Regions from separate parts of the Homo sapiens genome. Here region 1 is linked to region 2. The links are chromatin loops, found by intact Hi-C in ENCODE. Cell type or tissue: psoas muscle. All regions are shown on one strand. Links, peaks and the distances in the headings refer to the core of each region. The heading gives the core; the rest is flanking DNA. Region 1 has its middle 7.1 kb from the start of ALDH3A2. Region 2 overlaps SLC47A1 (solute carrier family 47 member 1).

The links. Hi-C counts contacts between places; a loop is a spot of excess contacts. Peaks named below come from ENCODE experiments on the same cell type or tissue, not always from the same donor. Only the 100,000 strongest peaks of a DNase experiment are listed, where the experiment ranks them.
Region 1: a loop joins it to region 2, with 2.4 times the contacts of the local background. A loop is called at or near these places in 11 of 110 quality-filtered maps.

Annotation. Positions count from the first base shown.
Region 1 is chr17:19,635,374-19,647,988 of GRCh38, reverse strand. No RefSeq gene overlaps it. Among named protein-coding and RNA genes, the nearest start is that of ALDH3A2, 7.1 kb to the left of the region's middle. RefSeq lists enhancers at 1-432, 433-1,083, 1,630-1,849. In psoas muscle, for the core only: a CTCF peak has its summit at 1,907 (motif pointing right); no DNase peak of the experiment used is centred there; H3K4me3 peaks cover 2,090 bases; H3K27ac peaks cover 1,120 bases.
Region 2 is chr17:19,573,192-19,585,806 of GRCh38, reverse strand. It overlaps SLC47A1 (solute carrier family 47 member 1), which reads right to left. Exons shown (of 17, transcript NM_018242.3): 17 at 6,773-8,480. The coding sequence ends at 8,254. It also overlaps the pseudogene SLC47A1P1. Among named protein-coding and RNA genes, the nearest start is that of SNORA59B, 22 kb to the right of the region's middle. RefSeq lists an enhancer at 9,410-9,985. In psoas muscle, for the core only: no CTCF peak of the experiment used is centred there; a DNase peak (open chromatin) is centred at 5,666; H3K4me3 peaks cover 1,117 bases; H3K27me3 peaks cover 839 bases.

The DNA of each region.
Region 1 (12,615 bases), core at 712-8,711, 63 kb before region 2:
AGCTGATCGGTCCTGTCTTGTGGAAAGCTTTCTTTTCTTTACCATTTCCCTGCACTCTTCTGCACTTTTCTTTTTAGCTCACTGGCCGGGTCCTCTGGGGTTCCTTTGCTGGATTTTTCTCCCCTTCCTGACCTCTCACTTGTTCAGGTGCCCAGGGCTTAGTCCGGGGCCCTCTTTTCACAGCCACTCCCTCATGTAATCCCATGAATAGTGCTCACAGAAGGCTCTAATCCCAGCCTTTCCTCTGAACTCTAAAGGGTATATTTGTGAAAAGAAAATAACTCGGGGCCCTGGCCCAAATGAACTCTCCACTTATGTACAAAACAACAAAAACCGTGGGAGCTCAATTCACTATGCCAAAAGGAAAAAATTAAGCAAAAAGCTGAGTCATGCAAGAAACTGCCTTTCTCTATGTCCCTAAGCAGATAGCTACAGATAAAAGGTTAAATGTCCCCACAGGTAGCTGCTCTGTCCTCACCTTATCTTACTGAAGTGCTGATTTACACAGCAGGAGGCAAATACATAATTGACTATTCCCCTGCCTGTTCCTTTTTCTATTTGTGCAATGTGTGGATTCAGTAATGACCATGTTCTCCCTCTTTCCCCTCCAGCCCGCTCCTCCCTTTTAAATATTGAAGCCCTCAAAATCATCTTTAGATAAAGGCACAGACCTCCCTCCCAAGCATGTCCTTAACCTTGGCAAAATAAACTTCCAAATTGATTGAGAGCTGGTTTTGGTTTACAAGCTGGCAGCCAAAGGAAGTGACTCAGTGGAGGTGGCCCTGACCTTTGACAAATCTATCAGTGCTTGGTACCAGCTTGGGCTATTTTTATTGCTCAAACAGGACAATTTGCTGAGGCCTGGGAGCACCCCACTCCAGAGAATCCCTGATGTCCCAAAATTTGGTTGAGATCTAAAGTTTATTTTGCTGTACACCTCTTTGTCTGCAGTTTTACTTACTCCCAACAAAGAAGGTGCGTTTTCCTGCCTCCATGACGATGGAGGGGAGGCAACTCCTTTCTGGAATTTCATCTGGCTTCCAGCAGGGAAGGTGAGTCTGAGTTTTTTTTCTCCTTCTAAAATGGTAAAGAGCAGTCTTGAGCCTGGACCCTATTCCTAGGTAAGCACCTGAATTGGAGTTTTGTCTTGGAAACTCTCCTTGGTGACTAAAGTTAAGATTAACAACCAGCTGGTCTTAATTTCTCCTTACCATTAGAGCGCTCAATAATACAAATTGTGCGATCATTTCTTTTGCTTAACTGTTTCTTTGTTTGTTTCTGTTGTTGTTTTGGTCTTTTTCCCATTGGGTTTGACCAGCTCTACTTGACTTGGTCAAATCTGAAGGAAAGTTGAAATTATGGAGAACAAGGTCTTTGAATTGGCTAAATTACCACAGCTGAGGGGAAAAAAATGAAAAAGAAAAAACAGGCCGGGCATCCTGATGGTTTCCCTGCTTCTACTCTTTCGGGTTTTTTTTTTTTTTTTTTTTTAGACAAGGTGTCACTCTTGTCACCCAGGCTGGAGTGCAGTGGCCATGATCATGGCTCACTGCAGCCTCCAGCTCCCAGGCTCAAGTGATCCTCCCACCTCCACCTCCCAAGTAGCTGGGACTACAGGTATGTGTCACCATGCCTGGCTAAATTTTTTTGTATTTTTTGTAGAGATGAGGGCTTGCGATGTTGCCCAGGCTGGTCTCCGACTCCTGGGCTCAAGTGATCCCCCTCCCTCAGCCTCCCGAAGTGCTGGGATTACAGATGTGAGCCACCTCGCCGGCCCCCTGCTTCTACTCTTGACTCTAGAGATTGTTATTTCTCAGTTCTACACTTGCCCTTTTATACTCTACTGCAGGGACCTAGAGTGTGTGAACCCCATTTCCCAGGCTCTCGTGCCCGCTGGCTTCTGCCAGTAGGGGGCACTATAAGGAAATCAGAAGGCAGGAGGTGGAGAGTAACTTACTGCTTCTGGATTCAATCGTGTGGCAGTTGCTGGCCATTTCTATAGTGAAAGTGGAGGAGGGATTATTCTTTACTCTAGGAATTCCTTCCATGGTCAAGGTGGCACCTCTCTAGTAGACAGAGGATGAAAGTGATAGTGTCTCCAAATGGCACAGAAGCTGGTGCAGTTCCATTGGTTCCAGCTAAGGGTATTTTTAGCAGCTTTTTTATCTATGATGTCACTCCATTATTCTTTTTGACATCTATTACTCTTAAAATTCCCTCTGCATGAAATAACTAGATAGTTTATCTTTCGTGACTGGACTCTGATAACACTTTGTTGTAGCCTGTTCTCCACCTAGCCATTGGTGTCCGAAGGTACCCTGATCATGTTAATTCACTGCTTAAAACTTTCCAATAGCCTCCCCTCACGTTTAGAATAAAATTCAAAATGTGAATTTTTCTACACATATTCTACAAGCCCTAAATGCCCTGGCCCGTGACTACATCTTCAACCTCTTTTTGTAGGATTCTCCCACTTAGTGAGTTTCAGCCAGAGTGCCTTCCTTGCTGTACACTACTGAGCATTCTAAACACATTCCCAGCCCGGGGCTTTTGCATTCATTCTGTTTCCTTTGCCTGTAGTGTCCAGCTATCATTCTCACTTAATTCAATTGCTGCTTCAATATTACCTCCCTAAAGAAGACTTCCCTGACCACCATGTCTAAAATATCAGTCTCTGCTACTTTCTGTCCCTGACCCTGTTTTATTTTTCTTAATATAAATGTATCTATTTGTTTGTTGTTTTTAATGTGTCTTCCTCACTGGAATATCTTGTAAAATCAGGGTCTTTGTTGTTCATGTTCACTGTAATGTTAGTACCTTGAATAGAATCTGGCCCACAGTAGGTGCTCAGTAAGTATTTATTGAATGAATGAATGAATGAATGGTACACTCTCACATACTCTAGTCTTAGTGTCTTGGCACTGTCTACTTTTGTGGCTTTCTCAACAGCCTGTAATTTGAAGCTTAAGGAGATTCATGATGAAGCAAGGAAATTGGCAAGACCATCAAACTCTTCTTCACTTCTACTTCTCGCTTGCCTGCTTTGGACAAAAACAAAAAAATCCAGCCCATGTGGAAATACCATAGTTAAAGTTGGGAGACAGTAGGTGAAAAGGCAAGCAGGCTTATATAACAAAAGCAGTAGCTCCAACATATACAAAGTGTTTAATTCAATTATGTAAGTAACTGAGGAGTGCTTGTGCATAGGAAGCCAATCAACTAATATCAGTATCTAGAACCGTGTGGCAACAATATTTAAATCAGCTCAAAGGCCGCCAGAGAGTGTACCCAATAATCTTTATCTGATCTGAAAGGGTAACCAGTTCTAAATGCTGGCTAATAAATATTGTGTAAGGAACTAGGTAAATTGAGATATGAATCATGCTTCCATTTAAAAAAAATGTAAATAATGAACAGAATTCCAGTGTGGAATTAGAACAGGAATCGGTTTCACCTAGGGCAAATTAATTGCTAAGTAGCGAAGAGCTGCTGCTTTTGCTGAGCATAAGATGTGAGGATTTCTTTCTTTCTTTCTTTTTTGAGGCAGAGTCTCGCTCTGTCGCCCAGGCTGGAGTGCAGTGGTGCAATCTTAGCTCACTGCAACCTCCACCTCCCAGGTTCAAGCAATTCTCCTGTGTCAGCCTCCTGAATAGGTGGATTTCAGGCATGTGCCACCATGCCCAGCTAATTTTTGTATTTCTAGTAGAGACAGGGTTTCACCATGTTGGTCAGGCTGGTCTCAAACTCCTGACCTCATGATCCGCTGCCTCAGCCTCCCAAAGTGCTGGGATTACAGGCGTGAGCCACCGTGCCGGGCTGAGGATTTCTTACAAACGATGTACTCTGATTCTAATGGCATAATCACCAAGAATTTACTACCAACTCTTGAACATTTTCTTTATTAGTTAGAGAAATCAACTGATGGCATTTTGTTGGGCATATTTAAAAATCACATCCAAGTGCTTTAATAGAACAAGGTGATATATTTATGGAACCAAAGAGAGGACTGGGAATTCTTTTACTACACTCCCAAGCTGAAACATTCTCCCTTCAGCTTTTGAATATGATATACTCATTGATTTAAGTAGCTATGGGTAATGAAATCACCACAGCAGGTTATAGGGGTAAGGGGTGAGTCCTCACAAGCTTCTCCTTTCAGGAATGCAGTAGACTGTAGTGATTTTACTATGCCTGCCCACTATACTTTTCCATCCTCCTTTTTCAGCTTAAAAAAAACCAAGTTTTTCTTTTTGTTTTTATTGGGGGTAATCAACTCCATGACCCTTCTCCACCACAACCTTTAGATCTTTGATCTGCTCAGTTATCAGCAGGGAGAGTTTTCTTAAAGGCAAGGATGAAACAGACACTTTTAATTATTTAAACCTCAGGGGGACTAAGGTAGTGAGTGTGTACCCAGGAGTTCTTTCTGCCTTCTGGCCCAAATTTCATTACATTTTCATTGGATACTACATAAATACAAAACAGTGCCTACAGTAAATTATTACAGAGTTTACCTACCTGTATCTATGACCCAGAACATTACCAGCATTCCTTTTAGGCCCCTACCCAATCACCACTATAGAATTTCTGGGTGAAAGTAAATACATGTTTTAACTTTAGAAGCCAAATAATTTTTCAGTGTTTTTATACCAATTTATATTCCCTACCACACAGTCTAGCAGCTGCTTTCTAAAACTTGATTTAAAAAAATAATTACCCATTCTGGTGGATGCGTAGTGATCTCTCTCTCTCTCTCTCTTTTTTTTTTTTCTTTTTTGAGACTCTGTCTCAAAAAAAAAAAAAAAGGAATGCAGCGGTATGATCTCAGCTCACAGCAACCTCTGCTTCCTGGGCTCAAGTCATCCTCTCACTTTAGCCTCTCTAGTTGCTTGCGTTACAGGTGTGTGCCCCCGTGCCTGGCTAATTTTTATATTTTTAGTAGAGACAGGGTTTTGCCATGTTGCCCAGGCTGGTCTTGAACTCTTGAGCTCAAGACATCCACCTGCCTTGGCCTCCCAAAGTGCTGGGGTTACAGGTGTGGGCCACTGCACCCAGCTTGTAGTGATATCTCCTTGTGATGTTAACTTCCATTTCCCTAGTGACTAATCATGGTGGGTTCCTTTTCATGTGTATTGACTATTTGCACATATTTCCATAGCTGGGAATAGCAGATTTTATGAAAGGTGTTTAAGACAACAGACGTGAATTGAAGCCTCAGACTGCCTTGGACACCTTTCCTAACTTTCAAAACACTCTTCTTCAGCAAATGCCAATATAAATGTTTGTGTCCACAGATCAATAATAGAAAAGAACAAACACAGGACCATAGACACTACACACACGCACACATGCATATAACTCTAAGGAAAAGGAGATAAAGATCTTTACAAAAGATGAAGCATTCTGATGTGTAATTCTCACAATCTCTTAAGACACTGACACATGATCTTTGGGGGCGGGGGCGGAGGAGTTAGCCCAAAGGAAGGCTGTGAGGGATTAAAGAATAGATTATAAGAAAACAGGAGAGGGCAAACTCGAATTGAAACTCAGGAAAGAAAGAGAAGAGAAAAGCACACCTTAATAGAGATGAAAGTTGCATGAGAACAAAAGGTAAGAGATACAAAAAGAGAAGTTTGACAAAATTACATAAAATGAAAAGGAGACAAATGATTCCATTTACATGATAGAATAGTCAAATTCATAGAAACAGAAAGTAGAACAGTGGTTACTAAGGGCTGGGGCAGGGGGCAAGGGAAGCGGTTATGGTAACAGAGCTACTGCTTGATGGGGACAGAGTTTCAATTTGGAATGATGAAAAAGTTCTGGAGGTAAATAGTGGCGATGATTGCACAACATTGTGAATGTACTTAATGCCACTGAATTGTTCACTTAAAATGATTAAAATGGTAAAATATACATAAAAGATACAAAAAATACATAAAACATGTGGATGTAAGTTTTCAACTCATTTGGGTAAATAGCTTATTTGGGTATGTGCTTATTGGAGACCTATGCTTAGCTTTGTAAGAAACTGCAAAACTCTTCCAAAGTGGCTGTACCATTCATCATGCATTCGTACCAATATATAAGAGTTCCTGCTGTGCCACATCCTTGCCAGCATTTGGTGGTGTAAGTGCTTTGGATTTTAGCCATTCTCATAGGTGTGTAGTGGTATCTCATTGTTTTATTGCCAATTCCCTGATGACACATAATGTTGAGTATCTTTACACATCTTTATTTGCCATCTGTATAGATTCTTCGGTGAGGTGTCTGTTTAAACCATTTTTAATTGGGTTGCTTTTTATTGTTGAGTTTAAATAGTTATTTGTATATTTTAGATAAATAGTCTTTTATATAAGCTATGTTTTTACAAAGATTTTCTCATAATCCTTGGCTTGTCTTTTCATTCTATTAACAGTGTTTTTTTACAGAGCAAGTTTTAAATTTTAATGAAGTCCATTTTATGAATTTTTTCTTTCATGAATTGTGCTTTTGGTTTTGTATCTAAAAAGTCATTGCCAAACCCAAGGCCACCTAGATGTTCTCCTGTGTTATCCTAGGAGTTTTATAGTGATGCATGTCAGGAAGAAAAGAAAGATACAAGATTTTTCTCTAGGTTTTGGTTTTGTTTTATTTTTTGGCATGTGGATATCTAGTTGTTTCAGTACCATTTGTCAAACAAGCTGTCCTTTCTCCATTGAATTGCTTTTGTTTCTTTGTCAAACCTTAGTTGACTGTATTAGTGTGAATCCATTTTCAGTTTTGTATTCTGTTCTATTTATTTGTCTATTCAGTCATCAATGCCACATTATTGTGTTTACCTTTATGGTAAATCCTGTAGTTGGTAGTGTCAGTCTACCAACTTTGTTCTTCAACATTGTGTTGGCTATTCTGGGTTTTTGCTTTTCCATGTCATCTTTAGAATCAAGTTGGTCAATATCCACAAAATAAACTGCTAGATTTTGATTGAGAGTGTTGAATCCATGTATCAAGTTGAGAAGAACTGGCATCTTTTCAACTTCAACTCTTCATTTTCATGAACATGGACTGTCTCTTTATTTATTTACATCTCCTTTGGTTTCTTACATCAGAATTTTGTAGTTTTCCTCATATAGATCTTGTATATATTTAGATTTATATCTAAGTATTTCCGCCCCTTTTTGGTGCTAATGTAAGTGGTGTTTTTAATTTTAATTTCAAATCCAAAGTGTTCATTGCTATTGTATAGTAAAATAATTGACTTTGTATAATAACTTTCATCCTGATACCATGCTATAATCACTTATTAGTTCCAGAAATCTTTTTTGTTGATTATTTGGGATGTTCTACCTTGATAACCATGTTATCTGTGAACAAAGGCAGCTTAATTTCTTTCTTCCTAATATGTATACATTTCCTTTATTTGTCTTATTACATTAGCTAAAACTTCAGTTACGATGTTGAAAATGAGTGGTGAGAGGGGACATCCTTGCTTTGTTCCTAATATTAGCAGGAAGGCATGCAGCTTCTTTTGACTAATATGTTATCTGTAGAATTTTGTAGATGTTTGTGATCCAAGTGAGGCATTTTTATTATTATTTTTTTTTTTTTTTTTTTTTTTTTTTGAGACGGAGTCTCGCTCTGTCGCCCAGGCCGGACTGCGGACTGCAGTGGCGCAATCTCGCTCACTGCAAGCTCCGCTTCCCGGGTTCACGCCATTCTCCTGCCTCAGCCTCCCGAGTAGCTGGGACTACAGGCGCCCGCCACCGCGCCCGGCTAATTTTTTGTATTTTTTAGTAGAGACGGGGTTTCACCTTGTTAGCCAGGATGGTCTCGATCTCCTGACCTCATGATCCACCCGCCTCGGCCTCCCAAAGTGCTGGGATTACAGGCATTTTTATTATTGAAATAAAATAAATAAAACTTACTATTTTAACCATTAAGGTGCACAATTCAGTGACATTAAGTACATTCACAATGTTCTGCAACCATCAATATCATTCACTTTTAGATCATTTTCATCATCCCAAACAGAAATTGTACCCATAAACAATAATTCCCCTCTTGCTCTCTTTCAATCCCCTAATAACCTCTATACTTTATGATTTTGACTATTCTGGGCACCTCACATACGTGTAATCATACAAGATGTGTCTTTGCGTACTTGTACAAGTGTCCTTGTATAATAGGCCTGCATATGGCTTATTTTCCTTAGCACAATGTTTTCTTTTTAGGGGAAAACAGGGTCTTGCTCTGTTACCCTGGCTGGAGTGCAGTGGCACAAACATGGCTTACTGCAGCCTCAATCTCCCAGGCACAAGTGATCTTCCCACCTCAGCCTCCTGAGTAGCTGGGACCACAAGCATGTGCCACCATACCTGGCTAATTTTAAAATTTTTTGTACAGACAGGGTCTCACCATTTTGCCCAGGCTGGTCTCAAACTCCTGAGCTCAAGGGATCCTCCTGCCTCCATCTCCCAAAGTGCTGAGATTATAGGCAAGAGCCACAACACCACCAGCCCTAGCACAATGTTTTTAAGGTTCATCCATGCTATAGCATATATCAGAGTTTCATTTCTTTTTAAGATTGATTAATATTCCATTGTAAGTATACCACATTTTGTTTATCCATTTACAAAATGGACATTTGGGTTGATTCTACCTTTTGGCTATTGTGAGTAATGCTGCTGTGAACACTGGTGTACAAATATCTGTTTGAGTCCCTGCAGCATATCATAATTCTATATTTGTTAAAGATCTCACATACTATTTTCTATAGTGGTTGCACCATTTTATGTTCCCATCAGCAATGTACAATAGTTCCAATTTCTCCACATTCTCACCAAAACTTGCTTTCTGTTTTCTTTCTGTAATGACCCCTATAATAGGTATAAAGTAATATCTCATTGTGGTTTGGATTTGCATTTCCCTAATGACTAGTGATGCAGAGAGAATATTTTCATGCCCTGGTTAGCTATGTATCTTCTCTGGAGAAATGTCTGTTCAAGTCCTATGCCTAGTTTTTTTGTTTTTTGTTTTTGAGACAGAGTCTCGCTCTGTCACCCAGGCTGGAGTGCAGTGGCGTGATCTTGGCTCACTGCAACCTCCGCCTCCCAGGTTTAAGTGATTCTCCTGCCTCAGCCTCCTGAGTAGCTGAGATTACAGGTGGCTGCCACCATGCCCAGCTAATTTTTGTGTTTTTAGTAGAGATGGGGTTTCACCATGTTGGCCAGGCTGGTCTTGAACTCCTGACCTCAAGTGATCCACCTGCCTCGGCCTCCCAAAGTACTGGGATTACAGGTGTGAGCCACCATCCCCAGCCATATGCCTAGTTTTGAATTAGGCTGTTTGTATATTTTGTTCTTGTGAGTTGTTAAGAATTTATGTCCGAACATAAATCCCTTATCAGATATATACTATGCAAATACCTTTTCCCATTCAGAAGGTTACCTGTTTATATTATTAATAGTGTCCTTTTATGCACAAAAGTTTCTAATTTTTATGAAGTCCTGTTTATCTATTTTGTTGTTGTTGCTTGTGCATATCCAAGTAATCGCTGCCAAATCCAGATTTCCCCTTATGTTTTCTTCTGGCAGGCTTAGTGTTTGGTCTTATGTTTAGGTCTTTGATCACTTTTTTTTTTTTTTTTTGAGATAGGGTCTCACTCAGTCACCCTGGAGTACAGTGGTGCAATCAGAACTCACTGCAGCCTTCACCTCCCAGGCTCAGGTGATCCTCCCACCTCAGCCTCCTGAGTAGCTGGGACTACAGGCACACATCACCACACCTTTTGTGTGTGTGTGTGTGTGTGTGTGTGTGTGTGTGTGTGTGTGTGTGTGTATTTTTTGTAGAGACAGGGTTTTGCCATATTGCTCAGGCTGGTCTTGAACTCCTGGGCTCAAGCAATCAGCCCATCTTGACCTTCCGAAGTGCTGGGATTATAGGTGTGAGTCACTGTACCCAGACTGACCACTTTTGAGCTAATATTTATATATCGTAAATAGGGGATCAACTTCATTCTTTTCTATGTGGATATCCAGTTTTCCCAGCACAATTTGATGAAAAGACTTTCCTTTTCCCATTGAATGGTATTGGCACCCTTGTTTAAGTCATTTGACCATATATGCAAGGGTTCATTTCTGCATTCCCAATTCTGTCCATAGGCATGTCTTTATGCCAATACCACACTGTGATTATGTAGCTTTGTAGTTTGTTTTGGAATCAAGCAATCTGAGTCCTTTCACTTTGTTCTTCTTTGTCAGACATTTTTGGCTATTTGGGTCCATTGAGATTCCATATGTGTTTTAGGGTGGATTTTTCTATTTCTGCAATATGTCTTAGGGATTTTGATAGAGATTGCATTGAATCTTTAAATCACTTTTGGTAATATTGTTATCTTAACAGTATTAAGTCTTCATATGCATGAGTATGGATTGTCTTTCCGTTTATTTATGTCTTCTTTAATTTCTTTCAATTATGTTTTATAGTTTTTCGTGTACAAGTCTATTGCCTCCATGGTAAATTTATTCCTATGCATTTGATTCTTTTTGATGCTATTAAAAATGTAATTGTTTTCTTAATTTCTTTTTGGGATCATTCATTGCTAGTGTATAGAAATGCAACTCATTTTGTGTGTTGTGATTTGCATCCTGTGACTTCTGAATTTGTTAATTGAGTCTAATGGTTTTGTGGAATGTTAAGGGTTTTATACATATAAGATCATGTTATTTTTGAACACAGGTAATTTTACTCCTTCCTTTCCAATGTAAATGCCTTTTATTCTTTTTGTTGCCTAATTGCACCATCTTAAACTTTCAATAGTATTGTGAATAGAAGTGGGGAAAACAGACATTTTTGTCTTGTTCCTGATCTTAGGGGACAATCTTTTAGTCTTTCACCATTGAGTATGATCTTAGCTGGAGGTTTGTCATATATGGCTTTTATCATTTTGAGGAGCTTTCCTTCTATTCTCACTTTATTAAGTGTTTTTTTTTTTTTCAAAGAAAAGGTGTCATTATTGGTATAGTGAGATTAGTATCTGTATATGTTACCTTTTCTATTTTTTTGTTTTTTGTTTTTTGTTTTTTTGAGACGGAGTCTCACTTTGTTGCCCAGGCTGGAGTACAGTGGCGCGATCTCAGCTCACTGCAAGCTCCGCCTCCCGAGTTCACGCCATTCTCCTGCCTCAGCCTCCCAAGTAGCTGGGACTACAGGCGCCTGCCACCACGCCTGGCTAATTTTTTGTATTTTTAGTAGAGACGGGGTTTCACCTTGTTAGCCAGGATGGTCTCTATCTCCTGACCTCGTGATCTGCCCACCTCGGCCTCCCAAAGTGCTGGGATTACAGGTGTGAGCCACCACGCCCTGCCCACCTTTTCTCTTTGTTGTCCTTGTTACTTTTTTTCTTCCATTGTGGTTTTAACTGAGCATTTTATGAGATGCTATTTTCTTTCTTCTCTTAGCATATTGATTATATTACTTTTTAAAAACTTTTTCATTAGTTGTCCTGGAGTTTGCAATATGCATTTACAACTAACCTAATTCCACTTTTGAATAACACTATTCTTCTTCATGGGTAATGCAAGTGCCTTAGAATATTCTCAGTTCCTCCCTCTTGACCCTTATAACACTGTTGTCATTCATTTTAGCTATGCACAAGCTGTAATAACCAAATACATTGTTGCTATTATTTTCATATATTTTTTATCAATTAAAAATAAGAAGGATAAAATATTTTACCTTCATTTATTCCTTTTCTAGTACATAATTCCTTTCTTTATGTGTATCTGAGTTTCTGAAGTATTTCAGAAAATAGGCTTGGCATTATTAGTAGTATGTGATCTCTAGTAATCACAATGAGACACCACTTCCCACCCACTAGTATGATATAACTAAAATCAAAAAGAAAATCACAAGTGTTAGCAAGGATGTGGAGAAACTGGAAACCTCATACACTGCTGGTGGCAATGAAGAATGGTGCAGCCACCATGGGAAACATTTTGGCAGTTCCTCAAAAAAAATAGAATTATCCGCCTGTAATCCCAGCACTTTGGGAGGCCGAGGCAGGCGGATCATGAGGTCAGGAGATTGAGACCATCCTGGCTAACATGGTGAAACCCTGTCTCTACTAAAGATACAAAAAATTAGCCAGGCATCGTGGCGGGTGCCTGTAGTCCCAGCTACTCAGGAGGCTGAGGCAGAAGAATGGCGTGAACCCAGGAGGCAGAGCTTGCAGTGAGCCAAGATCGCGCCACTGCACTCCAGCCTGGGCAACAGAGCAAGACTCCATCTCAAAAAAAAAAAAAAGAAAGAAAGAAAAAAAATAGAATTATCATATAACCCAGTAATTCCACTCCTAGGTATAGACTCAAAAGAAGCGAAAACAGGTGTTCAAACAAAAACTTGTACACGAGTATTTACTACAGCATTATTCACAATTGCCAAAACATAGAAACAATCTAAAAGTCCATCAACTGATTAATAAACACCAGGTGGCATATCACACAATAAACTATTCAGCCAGAAAAAGGAATCAAGTTTTGAGAGACATGCTACAACATAGAGGAATCGCGGGCCAGGCATGGTGGCTCATGCCTGTAATCCCAGCACTTTGGGAGGCCGAGGTGGGTGGATCAC
Region 2 (12,615 bases), core at 1,985-9,984:
TACTCAGATGGTGACCTAAGTCTGGGAAGTCTGGCTCCAGATCCCAAGCTTTAGTCCTCCAGTGAGGAACAGGACTAGTTGTGTCACCCTCTTGACCAGACCTCACCCAGTCCCTGACAATTAAGGGCACATAGAGTAGCCTGCAGGTAGGGTGCAGGAGGCATTCAGGACGAGGGGCTGAAAGACCCTCATTTGCGTCCTGGGTCTCACGGTTACTGGTGATGGCAGCCCCAGGTGAGTTAGCTTCTTCACTGACCACGACTCTGGCTTGATAAACACAAACTCCAGCCCCACCACATAACTGACAGGCCATACATGTACTGCCCAGCGGGACCCCATGAGACCAGGGTCTCCATCTAACCGTGCCCCAGGAGGGCTGTGGCACAATGAGGATTTACCCACACAGCAACACTGAATTCCAGCCAGGGCAGAGGGGCATGACTAAAGCTCCCAAACCCCTCGGACTGCCAGGAAAACAGAAAGGTAAAGCATGCTAATTTATGAAGTTTTGTGTTTTAAAAAGTCACACAGAGCTGGGCACGGCGGCTCATGCCTGTAATCCCAGCACTTTGGGAGGCCGAGGTGGGCAGATCACTTGAGGCCAGGAGTTCAAGAGCAGCCCGGACAACATGGCAAAACCCCATCTCTAGAAAATACAAAAATTAGCCAGGAGTGGTGGTATGCACCTGTAGTCCCAACTACTCAGGAAGCTGAGGCACAAGAATTGTTTGAACCTGGGAGGCAGAGGTTGCAGTGAGCCAAGACTGCGCCCCTGCACTCTAGCCTGGGCAACAGAGCAAGACTCTGTCTCAAAAAAAAAAAATATGTCACATAGGAGTGTAGGGGGATGGGGGGGATAGGGAGAGATGTGTTAAAGGATACAAAGTTACAGTTAGGCAGAAGGAATAGGCTCCTGTGTTCCACCACACTGCAGGGTGACTGCAGGAAACAATCACAGATAGCTTCAAATAGCTGGAAGGATACTGAAGCCTGGGCAACATGACCAGACCCCATCTTTACAAAAATTTTAAAAATTAGTTGGACATTGGCCGAGTGTGGTGGCTCACGCCTGTAATCCCAGCACTCTGGGAGGCTGAGGCAGGTGGATCACCTGAGGTCAGGATTTCGAGACCAGCCTGGCCAATACGGTGAAACCCTGTCTCTACTAAAAATACAAAAATTAGCTGGGTGCGGTGGCACATGCCTGTAGTCCCAGCTACTCAGGAGGCTGAGGCAGGAGAATCGTTTGAACCCAGGAGATGGAGGTTGCAGTGAGTCACTGCACTCCAGCCTGGGTAACAGAGTGAGACTCTGTCTCAAAAAAAAAAATTTTTTTTGCTGGACTTGGTGGCACACAACTGTGGTTCTAGCTACTTAGAAGGCTGAGGTGGGAGGATCACTTGAGCCCAGGGGTTTGAGGCTGCAGTGAGCTATGATTGCACCACTGCACTCCAGCCTGGGTGACAGGGCAAGATCCTGTCTCAAAAAAAAAAAAAAAAAAGAAATAAAAGAAAAGAAGATATTGAATATTCCCAACACAGAGAAATGAGAAATGTGTTACTCTCCCCCGGGGCTCAGTCTACCCATGTAAAGCAGGACCATGGCCTTGGGCCCCGTGGCTTCTGCTGTCACAAGCTTTTATCAAACTGAGCTCTGACGTTAGACCTCTCGCTTACAACACACAACTTTATAAAAGATAGAACAAAAATTGCTACTCTGTCTCTGGCGACAAGCAGCCCAGAACACCACGCTCCATGTCATGGTGTCTGCCTTCTGAAGGTCAAGGGGAATGTGGCTGAGGCTCAGTACCCAGGCCCGCCCTTCCGCTGAATCAAGGCTTCCATAAAACCTCAGCACAGTTTCCATCCTATCCCATGCCAACTCACCCCTGGCTCCCAGCTTTTCCACCCATGTTTCTTTGACCCAATTCTAACAGCTATTTATTTATCCTTCTTTTAGGGAAGTATTTGTGTAAACTGGTTCAAATTCTTCGTGGAACAAGGTGGACTATAAATAAATGTTCCTTTATTTAAAAAAAAAAAACACATTTTTATTAGTCCTTTTATACTATGAACATTTTTCCAAAGGTAAAAAATTTTGTTTTCACAGTTATCTTAAAAATGAGTCTATTATCTTCCTAGAAGATCTCACTGCAACCTCCGCCTCCCGGTTTCAAGAGATCTCCTGCCTCAGCCTCCCAAGTAGTTGGGATTACAGGCACCCACCACCATGCCTGGCTAATTTTTGTGTTTTTAGTAGAGACGGGGTTTCGCCATGTTGGTCAGGTTAGTCTTGAACTCCTGACTTCAGGTGATCCGCCCGCCTCAGCCTCCCAAAGTGCTGGGATTACAGGTGTGAGCCACCACGCCATGCCTAACCACAGGAATTTCTGTAGCCCGTTCCTGATAAGGGGCTCTGCGCTCTTCCGCCTTTGGCCAAGGGCAGTGGTAGGTCAGCTAAGTTGTCAAGACAATTTTGGCCAACATGGTAAAACCCCGTCTCTACTAAAAATACAAAAATTAGCCAGACACGGTGGTGGGCGCCTGTAATCCCAGCTACTCAGGAGGTTGAGGTGGGAGAATTGCTTGAATCTGGGAGGCGGAGGTTGCAGTGAGCTGAGATCTCACCACTGCACTCCAGCCTAGGCAATAGAGCAAGACTTCATCTCAGGAAAAAACAAAAACAAAAAAAACACAAAAAAACAAAACAGCAGAGTCAGCTTGACTAGTGCTGTCCTCTGGGGCCACCTGCTCAAGGGCATTTTGTCCTTTGTTCCTCCCAGTCTGGTCTCCCATACCCTAAAATCGCCCTCCCTTACCACCACCCCTCCTTCCCTGCTGGCCTCCTTCAAGCCAAGCTTCTTGAAGGTGTTCTTTGCACTCGGGCCTGGCCTGCACTCCCGACTCAGCCCCTATTGATGCCTTGTTTATTCCTGCCCAGCCCACTGGGCCTGGCCTCTTCCCGGCCTCCTATGACAAAATCCTCAAGTGAGCGCTTGGCCGTCCTTAATCCACTTGGCCATCCCTGCTTTCTAGAGCACTGCCTTGGCCTCCATGACCTCCCGCCCCCCGAAGTTCTTGCCACCCTGCTAGCTGCCCTTCTCAGCCTACAGTGTGTGCTTTTCTTCCACTGCACCCTCCCCGGGTATCCCTGGCCCTCAGAGTCCCCCACAACTTCACCTTCTACCATGGCACATGTTCTCCTGCAGCATCTGTCTGCCTCCCATGTTGAAAACTCTCTTTTAAGCTTCAGTTTCTGCTACCTCTACCCTCCATGTTAACAGTCCCAGCTCCTGGGAGCAGGGACACATTGTCCCAGGACACGTGTAAAATGCCACAGGGGCCAGCTAGCTCACTGGTTGTCCCTGGCTCAGAAGCTCCCCCAATGCTGTCAGCTGTTGGTGGGGAGGGCGGGAGCAGATGATGGGAAACCGGTCTGCCTGGGCGCCGGGCAGGCGCCCCTGGGAGGGGTTGCTTGTGGCGCAGGCCCCCAGCCTCGGCCTGCCTGGCATATGCTGTTAGCAGTGCATTTGTTTTCTCAAGTCCTTTGGAGGCAAGAACCTCAAGCGCGTGGGGATCATACTTCAGAGAGGGGTCCTCATCCTTATGCTGTGCTGCTTTCCCTGCTGGGCCGACTTGGTCAACACCGAGCGCATCCTCCTGCTCTTAAAACAAGACCCGAAGTCTCCAGGTGAGGTCCCCTGTTTCCCAATCCTAGGTTAAGAGTAGGTGGCTATCTGGTCATTGTACCTGTGTGGACATTTTCGGCCAATTACATGGTCTTGATCCCTTTCAAAAATGAAAGCTGTGACTGTGGGTCACAGAGTCGAGCCCACAGCCCCAGGGATGACAGCAGAGGCGGGGAGAGGAGAAGAGTGGACACCCAGATGCTGAGGTCCTCTTGAACAAGGTGGCTGACTGGCCATTAGATGTCATCCACATGGAGGAGTGACCGATGGCCCAGAAGTGAGCCCAGGGAGCACCCTGGGGGCAGTGATGGTTGGCAAGCAGTAATCAGAAAAGGTGGACCCCAATCCTGGGCCCTGCGGGGACACAGCAGGAAATTTCCCTGCCAGTCTTAGATCATCATCCTGTTAAGGTAGAGGCCAAGCTCGTCTTTCCCGGTGGGGACACTGGAGCAGCCATGTATACGAATCTCCTCTGCCTTCATGCCTCTTCCTAGAGTCCCAGTCTAAACTTTCAAAGGAAGCAAAAATGTCCCTTAATCCAATACGTTCACCAAATAACAGACCTGTAAATAAAATGTGTGACTGATTCCACCTGGCAAGGTCTTGGCTCCCATGTAGCTGAATGAGAAGCTCCGGTGGCCCTCCGTGTTCTTAGGGTGTGTACCCATCTCACGGGGACACAGGGGACATTTTCTGAGACTAGGGAAAGCCGCCTACCATCACCAGCAGAAGTGTTTTCCACTTTCTCTGAAAGCCTGGATGAAATGCAGGAAGAAACAACTTTCCACATCACTAACAAAAGCCAGGGAACAGACGTCCCAGGAGGTGTGATTTCAATCCATGGGAGAGGCTTTTCCACAAGGGTGAAAGGGTGGGAGCTGAATGTACTGTGTAATCCAATTAATGGCAAACAACCTAAATTACCTAAAAGTCTCCTGATTTAATTTCATAATAGAAAAAAGTGCAGTTATTTCAGTTTTACACTTTTCTAAGTATTGACACGAGCTCCTTCCAAATCTAATCAGGTAATGGTAAGCCACAGGTCAGTCCCAGACCTGTAAAGGAAGATGCATAAGACATGATACAATTCAAACTGATTTTTTTTTCTTTCCTTTTTTTTTTTTTTTTTTTTTTGAGACGGAGTCTCCTTCTGTTACCCAGGCGGGAGTGCAGTGGCACAATTCCGGCTCACTGCAACCTCAGGCCCCTGGGTTCAAGCGGTTCTCGTGCCTCAGCCTCCCAAGTAGCTGGGATTACAGGCCCGTGCCACCACACCCGGCTAATTTTTGTATTTTTAGTAGAGACGGCGTTTTCCCATGTTGGCCAGGCTGGTCTCAAACTCCTGACCTCAGGTGATCCGCCTACCTCGGCCTCCCAAAGTGCTGGCTGGGATTACAGGCGTTAGCCACCGCGCCCCGCCCTGTGTGTTTGTTTTTGAGACAGGGTCTTGCTCTGTTGCCAAGGCCGGGGTGCAGTGGTGCGGTCTCAGCTCACTGCAGCCTCGATCTGCTGGGCTTAAGCGATCCTCCTGCTTCAGTCTCCCGAGTAGCTGGGACCATAGGCGGTGCCACCACGCTGGGATAATTTTTGTATTTTTAGTAGAGACGGGGGTCTTGCTATGCTGCCCAGGCTGGTCTCGAACTCCTGAGCTCAAGCGATCCTCCCACCTGGGCCTCCCAAAGCGCTGGGATTACAGTCGTGAGCCACAGCGCCTGGGGACACCGCTCAAATCCTAACCCTTGGCCGCCCGTCGGCTCCTACAGGGGCGAAATCAGGCACCCACCGTGACGGCGAGCGTGACAGCGTCCGGCTCGACCTTGCCCAGATGTCCACAGAAGATGGAGCTGACGAGGCTGATTATAAAGATCATCAACTGCGCAAGAAACTGCGGAGGCGCGGAAAGCAAGGCGCGTTCACAGCCGCCCTCCCTCCTGGAAGCCCGCGCCCACCCCTGCGCGGCGGCCGCTCCGGAGGCGTCGGGCTGGGCGTGAGGACGCCGCACTCACCACTGGGCCCGCGAGCGCCGCCAGCTCAGCCGCCTCCCCCCGCAGGTCCGGGGGCAGCGCACCCCGCAGGCCCCACAAGCCGTCACGCCATCCGAGGGCCCGGAGCCGCTATGGGGGCCGGTCCTTGGCGGCGGCGGGGAGCTCGGCGGGGACCGGGGCGTCGGCGGCCGCAGGGGCCTCCATGCGGAGGCTGGGAGCGGCTGGCGGCGGCGCGGGCGCGGGACCGCAGCGCGGTGTGGGGGTGAGGGGGGCGACCCGATCCCACCCAGCCCCGCCCCTCCCCGTCCCGGACCCGCTCCAGACGCCCAGGGCAATGGTCGCCGCCCGCAGAACTCTGGGGGAGGGCACCGGGAGGGCCCTTGGGGGCTTATGAAGGGGGCTCGGGGAAGGGGTCCCTGCGTGAGAGGACCCCTCGTGTGCTTTTGGATGACACGGGTTTTTATCAGGAGAGTTTGTAGGTCAGGTTGGAAGAGCAAAATGCCTAGAGGGTGGGCAGACAGGACTGAGCTGGTGATTCCATCCTCCCGCGGAGCACAGGGCTGGCGCTTTCTGGCATGCTTCTGGCCTGGGCTTGCTGCGGGTTCAGTGTTTCCGGGAGAGGAGGGGTCCTGCCTCGCAGGGACCCCAGCCTCCCTGCTCCTGGCGGCCCGGGGTGGCCTCCTGGCCGCGGCTATTTGTGGCTGGTGGTTGAAAGAACCTCCTCTTATCCCCAGGGGGTCCCTGCCCTACCTGGCAAGGGGAAGGGCAGGGAGTCCTGTGCGAGGGGAATGGAGACAGGGTTCGAGGGTTCCTGACGAGGAGCTGGGGAGGGGCCTCTGTGGTGTCTGCCCCCTGCCCCCAGGCCCAACCCCGAGGGCCACAGTGCAAGCCTTTACCTGCCTTCCTGGAGAATGGGCCTCGTGGCCCCAAGAACAAGGCACTGAGGGTAGAGATACCTTAAGGTGGCCCCAACCAAAATCAGCAGTTGGGTGTTTTTTACTCAAAGTAGGTAACTTTTCTGATTTTGTTATTTCAGGAAAAGGCCATGCCTAGAGCATTATATCCATCCTAGCACTAAGTCAAAAATGTAGAGGCAAAATCTCTATTTAATGTTTTATTTTGGAAGAAAGAATTGCATGTTCAGGGCATCCATGTAGACCAGTTGGTCCTCGGTATGTCGGAACAACACAGAGAAGGCTGGAGGTTTTATCAAAAGAAATGTCAGTATTGCTCTTTGAGAAAGTTTATTGGCACCAGGAAGGGTGTTGGGAGCTGGCAAGCTACAACTGGTGAGCAACCGGGCAGGCAAAATTATTCCTAGAGCTTCAGCAAGTTCTCTCAGCAGTTATGGACAAAGCTGGTCCCAGCTTACAGCACGCAGTTTCACCAGCTGGATGTGCAGAGAATTACATTACTAGATTAATGTTATGTGCCTGAGGTGCTTTTATCCCTGGCTTCTTGACTTTTGATTGGGTGTGATAAGAATGACTTAATTTGGTGTAATCCACTTTCACAGCACTGAGCATACTTAGTATGTACTGAGGGTTGCTGAATTAACGGTGTGTACCGCACCCCAGGAAGGCTTAATGAAGTAGGATTACTGCTTAAGCTAAGACCTTTATTAAAATTTTGTCCTCTGGCCAGTCGTGGTGGCTCATGCCTATAATCCCAACACTTTGGGAGGGCAAGGTGGAAGGATTGCTTGATCCCAGGAATTCAAGACCAGCCTGGGAAACAAAGGGTAGACCCTGGTATAAAAAATTAGCTAGGCGTGGTGGCACACGCCTGTGGTCTCAGCTACTCAGGAGGCTGAGGTGGGAGGATCACTTGAGCCCAGGAGGTTGAGGCTGCAGTACGTCACGCACACACCCCTACCAGGAATTATCAGTCTTTGTTTGGATTTCCACAGCTCGAAAGATTTCCCAACTGTTTTTCAGTGTCCACAGTGCCTAGATCTAGACCTCAAATGAAGATTAACAAATGCCAGCTGGGCATGGTGGCATACCCCTGTAGTCTCAGCTACTCTGGTGGCTGACACAGGAGGATTGCTTGAAGCCCAAGAGTTCGAGGCTGCAGTGAGCTATGATCGCACCACCGCACTCCAGCCTGCATGACAGAGCAAGACTTCCGTCTATTAAAAAAAAAATTAAAACAAAAACAAATACCATTTGCCCAGTGAATAGTAATCTAAGGCCCAAGGAAAGATATACTGTAAAATATATTTTACATAATTCAAGCAGTATGAATTCTTAAGCAGTTAGTTTATGGGTTTGTGTCTAAAAAAATAGCAGAAGTATCAAAGCCATTGGCCAATGCAGTCAGCACATTGATCCTTGCTTGGTTCAGATAGTGGTGAATTACTACTCATGTCATCTTTCAGACAGTGTCTTGGGCCACAATATAGCTTTTAACCTTAGTTGCTTTTTCTTTTTATAGAAAAATGTGTCTTTGCATTTCCAGCCCTCAAAATCCATGGGCACACCTGAATGACATTAACTCACAGTAAATTGTCACTGGTGGGCCTGTGAATTGTGTGTAAGCTCAAAAGCATCACTTGACCTGACTTTCTTTCCTACCACGTCACTGAATTCTGACATAGAATCTCACTAAAATCCCCACCAGCAAGATTAAGAAGACCCCCAGGAGCAGAAGCCCTCGCCGCAGCACCAGCTGTTTCCTGGACAATTTAGCGCCGTCCTGTGGATGTTCCGGCAAAGGTTCTTCTTGGCGCATCTGCTGATCTGACTGAGGCTCGCCTGTCTTTCCAACATCGTTCGTTAAAATTCCTTCAAGGTTTTCAGGGCACCCTGGGAGGAAAAAGGAACTTAGCAGCTTAAAAGGGATTTTTTTTTTCATTTTTATAAAGGGCTATGTATAAAAGGAATATGTGCTAATAGTGGAGAGAAAGTTAATTCAGGACACTATTGCTACAGTGAATAAATAAAAGAAATCTTATCGCAGAGTGCCCCTCCACTCACTCCTTCACGAACACCGATGATCCTACCAGCGCTGGCTTGGGTGCTCCAGGGAGCACTCTCCCAGGAGCTAGAGAAATAAGGTAGCCCTCTCCATTAAAATTCACAGGGAAGCCGGGCGCGGTGGCTCATGCCTGTAATCCCAGCACTTTGGGAGGCTGAGGCAGGCAGATCACCTGAGGTTGGGAGTTAGAGACCAGCCTGACCAATATGGAGAAACCCCGTCTCTACTAAAAATACAAAATTAGCCGGACATGGTGGCACATGCTTGTAATCCCAGCTACTCAGGAGGCTGAGGCAGTGAGGCAGGAGAATCGCTTGAACCCAGGAGGCAGAGGTTTGGGTGAGCCAAGATGGTGCCATTGCACTCTAGCCTGGGCAACAAGAGCAAAACTCCACTCCAAGGGAAAAAAAAAAAAGGATTCACAGGGGAAATTTTCAAGGAGCCAACACCCATCTAATAAGCATTTCAGAACAAAACACAAGGAGAAACAACCTAAGAAATAATTCAAGTCTGGGTGCGATGGCTCACGCCCGTAATTCCAACACTTTGGGATGCTGAGGTGGGAGAATCCCTTGAGCCCAGGAGTTCAAGACCAGCCTGGGCAACATAGTGATACCTCATCTCTACAAACAAAAACTTTGCTGGGCCTGATGGCGTATGCCTATAGTCCCAACTACTTGGGAGACTGAGGTGGGAGGATCACTTGAGCCCAGGATATCGAGGTGCAGTTAGCTATGATTGTGCTACTGCAGTCCAGCCTGAGTGACAGAGAGAGACCCAGTGTCAAAAAAAAAAAAAAAAAAGGAAGGAAGAAAGAATACAAGGCTATTCACAGAATGGGAGAAAGATGTGACCGTTCACATCAAAGGGCCTACTAAGTATTGAAGGATTGCAGAGAATTTCACCCCAAGATATGGCTCCCTGGTATAATGAGTATTTTAAATTAAAAACTCTTTGGAGATCAACAGGCCTTGAAAGAGACTTTTCCCCATCTACATAAAAGCCAGACAAACCCACCAAGAAGAACAATTGCCAAACCTTTTACAAAATAATGCCAGTCTCTCAGGTTCATTCAACTTCCAAAGGGAACCAGTCTGTCCACCCTGCCCCCAATCCATTCATTCTGCAAAATATTCAATCATTTTCCCTAGTACTCATTTACTATCCCTCAACAGAAGCACCAAATGCCCTATCTCCTCTCTCCCCTCTGAAAGTTGGTTATATGAGTGTTGGGCCTCACTGGGATGTTGGGTAATGACTGTGATTCTTCCCTTTTGCATGGTTAAATACATTTGTATGCCTTTTCTCTTATTCATCGGCCTTATTATAAGTTGATTTTTCAGTGAACCATCGGAGGGCAAGGGGATAGCTTCTCCTTCACCCCAACAGTTTCAAGCAGATAATGATTCACACCTAGACTTAGTCTCAAGACACTTCAGAACAGTAAGAGTAATAGGCCAGGCGTGGTGGTTCACACCTGTAATCCCAACACTTTGAGAGGCTAAAGCAGGAGGATTGCTTGAATCCAGAAGTTCAAGACCAACCTGGGCTGCAAAGCAAGACCTGGTCTCTACAAAAATATTAAAGAGTTAGCTGAGCATAGTGGCACGCACCTGTAATCCCAGCTACTCAGGAGGCTAAAACGGGAGGACTGTTTGAGCCTAGGAGTTTGAGACTGCAGTGAGCTATAATTGCACCACTGCACTCCAGCCTGGGTGACAGAACAAGACCCTATCTCAAAAAAAAAAAAAAAGGAATAATAATAAGAAAATGTCCTAAAAGCTTCCGAAGAGAAAAATGAAGGCATATTACATAATGGCACGAGAATAAGCTTGGCCATCCCACTTCCTAATGAGCATAAGTGGATGAATGTTAGGAATGTAGCAATATCCTCAGAGTTCTGAAAGAAAATCATTTTGGGCCGGGTGCAGTGGCTCATGCCTCTAATCCCAGCACTTTGGAAGGCTGAGACAGGCAGGTTGCTTGAGCCCAGGAGGTCAAGGCTGCAGTGAACCTTGATCGCACCACTGCACTCCAGCCTGGGTGACAGAGAAAGAGAGAAAGAGAGAAAAAGGGAGGGAGGGAGGGAGGGAGAAAAAGAAAATCATTTTGAACAGAATCATACCAGCTCACACTTAACAAAATGCTTTCCCTGGTCAGGCAGTTCTGGGTGCTTCTCAACCCCAACAGCGGTAGTATAAAAGTAAGTGCCATTGTTAGGCCGGGTGTGGTGGCTCACGCCTGTAATCCCAGTACTTTGGGAGGCCGAGCCAGGCGGATCACTTGAGGTCAGGAGTTCAAGAAAAGTCTGGCCAACATGGTGAAATCCCGTCTCTGCTAAAAATACAAATATTAGCAGGGTGTGGTGGTACACCACCGCACACACCTGTAATCCCAGCTACTCAGGAGGCTGAGGCAGGAGAATCACTTAAACCTGGGAGATAGAGGTTGCAGTGAAAACGAGCCACTGCACTCCAGCCTGGGCGACAGAGTGAGACTCAAAAACAACAACAGGGATAAGTGCTATTGTTATGCGGATTTCACAAATCAGGGAAATTGGCAAGATGGTAGAAAACATCCACCAACCCTTCCCTGAAGATCATTATAGAACCTCAATAAAACAAATTAAATATCATCTTGAAGGCATCAGAATGCAAACAATGTAATGAAGAGTCACCAGGGCAAGATCCAGGGACGAAGGAAACCCAGAGGGGCTGCCCAGCCTCTGAGGCTGCTTCACATCAGAGAGTTCATTCAGATCAGAGAGATGAGAGGATGCAGGTCAGAGAGACCTACATCCAGATCACATGACTGAGACGCTGACCAGGGCTTTGGCGACTTGGGTACCTACCAAGAATCAGGCCCTGGCAAACCTCTCTGTACTTGTGGTTAGAACCCCAAAGGGCTGCATCCAAGACTTAAGGATGAACCAGTCCAGGTGTGGTGGCTCACGCCTGTAATCCCAGCACTTTGGGGGGCCGAGGAGGGTGGATCACTTGTGGTCAGGAGTTCGAGACCAGCCTGACCAACGTGGTGAAACTCCATATCCACTAAAAATACAAAAATTAGCCAGGTATGGTGGTGGGCGCCTATAATCCCAGCTACTTGGGAAGCTGAGGCAGGAGAATCGCTTGAACCCGGGAGGCGGAGGTTGCAGTGAGCTGAGATCGCACCATTGCACTCCAGCCTGGGCAATAGGGTGAGACTGCTTTTAAAAAAAAAAAAAAAAAAAAAGCATGAACCAGAAGAAGTAAACCAAGCCTCACACTGGCTGCAGCACACCTTCAGTTTGGCTGGGTGCTCCAGAAAGCTCCATTTCCAAGATTGCCCTAGACTGCTGGTCACCCTCAGTGTCCAACAGAAGGAAAAGAAAATCCTCTCTGAAGATAAATAGACAACATTCTTTCAGGCTCAAGTTACTTCTATGAACAATTTTCAAATATAAAGTCTGGAACATAATCAAAGATAACCAGGCCAGGTGTGGTGGCTCACGCCTGTAATCCCACTGCTTTGGGAGGCCAAGGCAGGAGGATCGCTTGAGCCCAAGATGTAAAGGGTGCAGTGAGCTACACTGCACACCATCATGGGCAACAGGGCAAGACCCTCTTTCTATTTAAAAAAAAAAAAGTTTTTCTTTAATTTTAAAAAATTAATTTAAAAATAAATTAAAATCAAAGATAACCAGACACACAGCACAGGAGCCTAGACAACATGAATGAAAATTGGCAGAAACAACACAACTGACCACTGACTAAGTATCAGCCATTCTATGAAGTCAAAGTGTTTAAATTATAAAGGAGCAAGGGTTACTGAGAGTGGGTGGCTAACTGCCTAAGGGGCCAGGAATCGGGGGGATTACTCAACTGACTGAAGAAAACCATAACCACATTTGCACAATGTGAATCAGAAGCAAAGGTCCAAGCAACGACCTGTTTAAAGCCCACAAGTGTCTGCCTGATGAAC